Regions from separate parts of the Homo sapiens genome. Here region 2 is linked to region 1. A link is an interaction called in ENCODE POLR2A ChIA-PET data of the cell type or tissue named here. Cell type or tissue: HepG2. All regions are shown on one strand. Links, peaks and the distances in the headings refer to the core of each region. The heading gives the core; the rest is flanking DNA. Region 1 overlaps H6PD (hexose-6-phosphate dehydrogenase/glucose 1-dehydrogenase). Region 2 overlaps MIR34AHG (MIR34A host gene).

Evidence for each region. Peaks named below come from ENCODE experiments on the same cell type or tissue, not always from the same donor. Only the 100,000 strongest peaks of a DNase experiment are listed, where the experiment ranks them.
Region 2: POLR2A ChIA-PET joins it to region 1 with 12 read pairs; 3 of 35 experiments call an interaction of 5 or more read pairs at or near these places.

What each region holds. Positions count from the first base shown.
Region 1 is chr1:9,248,725-9,251,625 of GRCh38, reverse strand. All of the region lies in intron 3 of H6PD (hexose-6-phosphate dehydrogenase/glucose 1-dehydrogenase), which reads right to left. Among named protein-coding and RNA genes, the nearest start is that of H6PD, 15 kb to the right of the region's middle. RefSeq lists enhancers at 1-344, 1,269-2,192, 2,193-2,901. In HepG2, for the core only: a CTCF peak has its summit at 1,397 (motif pointing right); DNase peaks (open chromatin) are centred at 1,005, 1,375, 1,745 and 2,045; H3K4me3 peaks cover 1,568 bases.
Region 2 is chr1:9,170,885-9,173,785 of GRCh38, reverse strand. The region is part of intron 1 of MIR34AHG (MIR34A host gene); the gene reads left to right. Among named protein-coding and RNA genes, the nearest start is that of LNCTAM34A, 9.9 kb to the left of the region's middle. In HepG2, for the core only: no CTCF peak of the experiment used is centred there; a DNase peak (open chromatin) is centred at 1,475.

The DNA.
Region 1 (2,901 bases), core at 283-2,782:
GAAGGACCCTGGATGCCCTGGTCCCTCGGTGAGAGGCACTGAACGGTCACTCCAGCCCTCAGAGGTGGGCAAGCATCAGGCTCCTTTCCCCCATGTCAGGACAGGGACCCTCCCAGCAGTGATGTCCTCAGGAAGTCTCCCTCCTTCTTTCTAACAACAACAACAACAACAACAACAACAACAACAACAGCAGGCCTTCTACACAGAGGGGAAACTAGGGCAGCAAGGAGACTGGCCCTGAGTGCGTTCCAGCAGGGAGGCCAACTGCTGAGGGCCTGGCCAGCTGGGGAGGCTGTGGAGCTCAGTGGTTAGAGGCTCAGGCTCTGAGGTGCCAAGACCTCAGTTCCAATTCCAGCACTCCCGACAGAAAAGGCAGCCGGACCCAGACAGCTGAACACAGCCCATTAATCACATGGGCCCGCCTGTCTGCAGAGCCCTCCCGATGCCATGATGAGGGCCAGCCAGGGTCATCTCTGGGATGAAGGAGGCTCAGTGACTCTCCTTTTATGGCCCATGCTGCTTCGAGACCCCAGCCAGGGTACCCAGGGGGGCTGTGACTCTCAGGGGCTCACGGACTGGGACGCACAGGAGGAGCACCCCAGGTCAGGCTGAGAGGGAGCTGGGAACCAGATCGCGTCTTCCTTTCCTCCTCCCCACCCCCTCCGGCCTGTGCAGCAGCCTTGACTCTGCAGCAAACTCCTCTGGGCCAGAGGCTGCAGCAGGAAAAAAAAACAACACTCACCCAGCATGGAGGATGGAGGGGAGGGAGCCGGGGAAGCCGGCTTCCACCCACTTAGATGTGTGTGATGCGGGTGGGGGAAGACATCCAAACGACCTTGCAGCTCAGAAGTCCCTTTCCCGGGGCCTGCAGCAGCTCTGGACCGGGAATGCTCCATTTCCCAGGCCTGGCTTGCAGCCCCTCCCTTCCCAGCACTCAGGGTGCTGGCTTCGGTTACGCAGGTGCCACTCCTGCCTAGGAGTCAGCTAGGGTTGCACCACTGCAGGGGTGGAGAGCAGCTGGGATCCACCAGAACCCTTGGCAGGGCAGAGGACAGGGTAGGGAGTGAGGGAGAATGGCCTGTGGTATGTGTGGGGTGGGGAGTGGGAGAGAATGGCCTGTGGTGTGTGTGGGGTGGGGAGTGGGGGAGAATGGCCTGCGGTGTGTGTAGGGTGGGGAGTGGGGGAGAATGGCCTGCGGTGTGTGTGGGGTAGGGAGTGGGGGAGAATGGCCTGCGGTGTGTGTGGGGTGGGGAGTGGGGGAGAATGGCCTGCCGTGCACTTTGACCCCTCTGATTAGCAGTCAGACCGCGGGCTCCGAATCCTGCCTTGGAAACATTCTGCCCATGCTGAGCCCCACTGCAGCAGCACTCGCCTGCCAAGTCCACCAAGCTCCAGTAGGAGGCAGCATTTACTCCTGCCTGTTTCCCGCCCTCACCCGGGACAGCAGTGGCAGCCTAGGCCTTGCTGTGCTGGGCACAGGGCTCCTGGCCATGCTGGGGTGTGCTGCAGGTCTGCGGTGCCTGTCCCCTCTTTCCAGTCTGAACCACAGGTGGGAGGCCCCTGAAGGACTGGCTCCAAAGCAGGACTCAGAGAGGACAGCACAGAGCAGTGCTTGGGCCAGCAGGGCTGTACCAGGCCACCTTCCTGGAATGCAGAAAGAATGTGTCCCCTGGCACGCAGGCACACAAAATTGAGAGAGGCAGCAAGCAAGCTCATTCTGTTGCCAAAGCACCCTGTGTCCAAGGCCCACTTGCTGGGGGGCTGGGCTCAGCAGCAGGCTGTCCCTCCCTGCTACGAGCTATCAAGGACCTGTTTGTAAATGGCAGGTAAACAAGCCAACCAGTGAGGGCCAAACCCCAGGACAGTTGCAGTCCTGCTGGCCACCTCTGACAAGGAACGTGGACTGAACTAGCCCCACTCTGGTCTCACCGCGACAGGCTGCAAGCCTCCAGGACTAGTGGATCTCCCACTGCCTGTCCTGCGCTGAGGCTCCCTTTGCCCCTGGGCTGAAGGTACAGGGCCCAGCTGTACTAAAGGCCTTGGACTCTGGAGCTTAGGAGCGGCGGACCCTCCCCTAGAGCCCCATATGGCAGGCAAGGCTGGGCCTCCTTTAGTCCCTGCAGCTGTGACAACAGGGCTCCAGGTGCCTCTCCCTCCTGGACCTTGAGGACAGCCAGCCCAGGCTGTTGTGTTGCTGTTCAAACCCAACATCCTCAGACTGTCCCGGCAAACAGACCTGCCCAGAGCTCCACCTGTCTGTCTTTCATATCTTCCGTGTTTCTTTCTTCAAAATCCAAAAGTACCTTTGCTAGGATAATCGGGCCTGCAATCTGCCTGGTCCCTGGCTCCATGGGACCTACAAACAACCCACAAATGACACCACATACCAAGAAGGAAACAGGGTGGGAGGGCTGGAAGAACTAAGAGGCAACAGTACCAACAGGTAACTCCAGACATCATGGCTCTTCCCCAGCCCAGGGCGGAGATAGGAAGGAGTTGCCAGAAAGGGGAGAGGAGTCTCCCAGCCTCGCTGGGGATGGGGCCAAGTCCAGGTAGAGAAGGGCAAGCGCCGGCCCGCTGGCTTCAGCAGGGGCAGGACCCCCTCCAATTCTGCTCTAGGCTCTCTGCACCAGGTGCAGCTCACTTCTCTGAAGATGAAGCAGGCATAGGCCCAGCACACGTGCCTGCTGGGAGATCAGGCACAGACAGGCACGGGGGGCAACCCACGGCCAGCGCCCTGGCTGAGGACTGGGAGGGAAATTTGGAAGGGCTGGAGGACGATTCCCTGAGACCCATGAAGGCTCACTGCAGGGGGTAGGGCCTCTTTTCTGCTGTGGGTTCTGAAGTAGAGAAACCCAGTGCCTTCTCGAACCCAGCAATGTCCTTCAAGGCCTGGCTTGG
Region 2 (2,901 bases), core at 176-2,675, 78 kb after region 1:
AGTCTCATTGCGACTCCCAGGCTGGAGTGCAATGGCATGATCTCAGCTCACTGCAACCTCCGCTTCCCAGGTTCAAGCGATTCTCCTGCCTCAGCCTTGCAAGTGGCTGGGATTACAGGTGCATGCCACCACGCCTGGCTAATTTTTGTATTTTTAGTAGAAACGAGGTTTGACCATGTTGGCCAGGCTGGTCTTGAACTCGTGACCTCAAGTGACCCACCTGCCTTAGTCTCCCAAAATGTTGGGATTACAGGCGTGAGCCACCGCACCCAGCAAGTGTTTTAGACAGCTAAAGATTCATCCTGGCTGGGTGCGGTGCCTCATGCCTGTAATCCCAGCACTTTGGGAGGCTGAGGAGGGAGGATTGCTTGAGCCCAGGAGTTCGAGACCAGCCTGGGCAACACGGCGAAACACTGTCTCTACAAAAAAATCAAAAAAGATGAAGCAGGAGGATTATTTGAGCCCTGGAGGTTGAGGCTGCAGTGAGCCATGACTGTGCCACTGCACTCCCTCCTGGGTGACAGAGCGGGACCCTGCCTCAAAAAAAAAAAAAAAAAAAAAATTCCTCCCTGTACCGGCACTTTTCAATTGTTTCGTTTTTGGTTGGAAGTCTTTCCAGAATATAATTCATGCTTCCCTCTTCTTAAAACAGAATAAACACAATTTTACCTGGCCTCAGGTGGCAGGGCTTTTTTAAGTGTCACGAATGTGGTTTATAGAATTTCCATTTCTTCTCTTGTTCTCTTTCTCTCACTTGTCTTTCCTTGTTCTTGCCGGTGAATCTGATTTCAGCAAACCTTTCCCTCCCTTCCAAGTTGCTGCTTCTAAATTACTGTGGGGTCAGGAACCCTCATTCCTATTTAGGTTAAGATTTTGAAATAAGACCATCTTGGATGATCTGGGTGAGCCCTAAGACAGGTGTCCTTAGAAACAGAGGCAGAAGGAAATTTAAGACAGTCAGAAGAGGAGAAAACACAGACACACAGAGAAGGCCACTGAAAGACAGAGGCAGAGACTGGAGTGATGCAGCCAGCCCAGGAATGCTGGGACAGCCACCAAAGGTAAAAAGAGACAAGGGAGGCTTCTTCAGGCTGGATATGGTGGGTCGTGCCTGTAATCCCAGCACTTTTGGGAGGCTGAGGCAGGTGGATCATCTGAGGTCACGAGTTCGAGACCAGCCTGGCCAACATGGTGAAACCCCATCTCTACTAAAAATACAAAAATTAGCCAGGCGTGGTGGCGTGCACCTGTAATCCCAGCTACTCGGAAGGCTGGGGCAGAATTGCTTGAACCTGGGAGGCGGAGATTGCAGTGAGCCAAGATCATGCCACTGCACTCCAGCCTGGGCGACAGAGTGAGACTCTGTGAAAAAAAAATAAAAAATGAGTTCATACAGTGGAGTTCAAGGGCAAGCTGGGCCTCACCCCAATGTCAGAATGAGGGGCCAGAGGTCATTTGGAAACAAAGCATTGCTTTGATTCATCACTTTCCTTTAGCTTAGCTTTAGTTGTGCTATTTACTTGATATTGAATTTCAGCTGTGAAGTTGGGAGTGGAGTGAGTGTTTATCCAAGGAGAGTATTGATTAACAGAATATGAGATATTAACAAAACACCATGTTGAGGGTAACAGTATGTTCTGAGGAGGGACAGGAACTTGAGCGCAGGAGTTTGAGCTGCTCAGAGACTTTCTTTTTTTTAAGACAGTGTCTTGCTTTGTTGCTCAGGCTGGAGTGCAGTGGGGTGATCATGGCTTACTGTAGCCTTGACTTCCCAGACTCAAGCCGTCCTCCCACTTTAGCCTCCCAAGTAGCTGGGACTATAGGCATGTGCCACCATGCCTGGCTAATTTTTTTTTTTTTTTGTAGAGATGGGTTTCGCCATGTTGCCCAGGCTGGTCTTGAACTCCTGGGCTCAAGCGATCCACTCACCTCAGCCTCTCAACGTGCTGTGATTACAGGCATGAGCCACCAAAGTGCTGTGATTACAGGCATAAGCCACCGTGCCCAGCCCAGAGGCTGCTTTCCTACCCTGTCTCTCTGTAACAACCCCATTGCAGTTGTGAATGAGCTTATTCGTGACTCCAGGAGTATAATAATTTCCTGTGGCTGCTGGATGGCTTAAATTATTCTCTCACAGTTCTGGAGGCCAGAAATCTGAAATCCAGCAGGGCCATACTCCCACTGGAGGCTCTAGGGAAGAAGCCTCCCTTGTCTCTCTTTAGCTTTGGTGACTGTCCCAGCATTCCTGGGCTGGTGGCTGCATCACTCCAGTCTCTGCCTCTTTCAGTGGCCTTCTCTGTGTGTCTGTGTCTTCTCCTCTTCTGACTGTCTTAAATTTCCTTCTGCCTCTGTTTCTAAGGACACCTGTCTTCGGGCTCACCCAGATCATCCAAGATGGTCTCATCTCATAATCTTAATCAGCTCCGCAAAGACCCACATGCTCTGGTTGCAGGGATTTGATGTGGCTATCTCTCCAGGGTGTTTTTCAGTCCACTGCAATGAGTGACGCAGTAAAAGAATGAAGAACAGTGCCTGACGCGTAGTGGGGCCGCTGTTGATATTGCTATTGCTGCTGTTTTTGGATTACTTCTCATCCTTTCATTCATTCACTGGTTATCCAGGTATTGGCCCTGGCTCCCCATCATGCTAGGTGCCAAGGGGGAATAAGTGAAGTGAGGCACCCTGACCCACGAGGGGATGATGCCCCATGTTGCTGGATATCTGAGGTCCCACAGTACAATGGACTGTCCTGGCTGAGCCTACAAACCTGCCACACTTATGGTATTGTGACTTTGGGGCGTGGCATTCCTAGTTGCAAGCAGCCAACTTGCCAAATAACCTTGTGAAAAGTCCAAATCATTGTCAACTTATGAATTAGGTGTACTTGGCCGGGCACGGTAG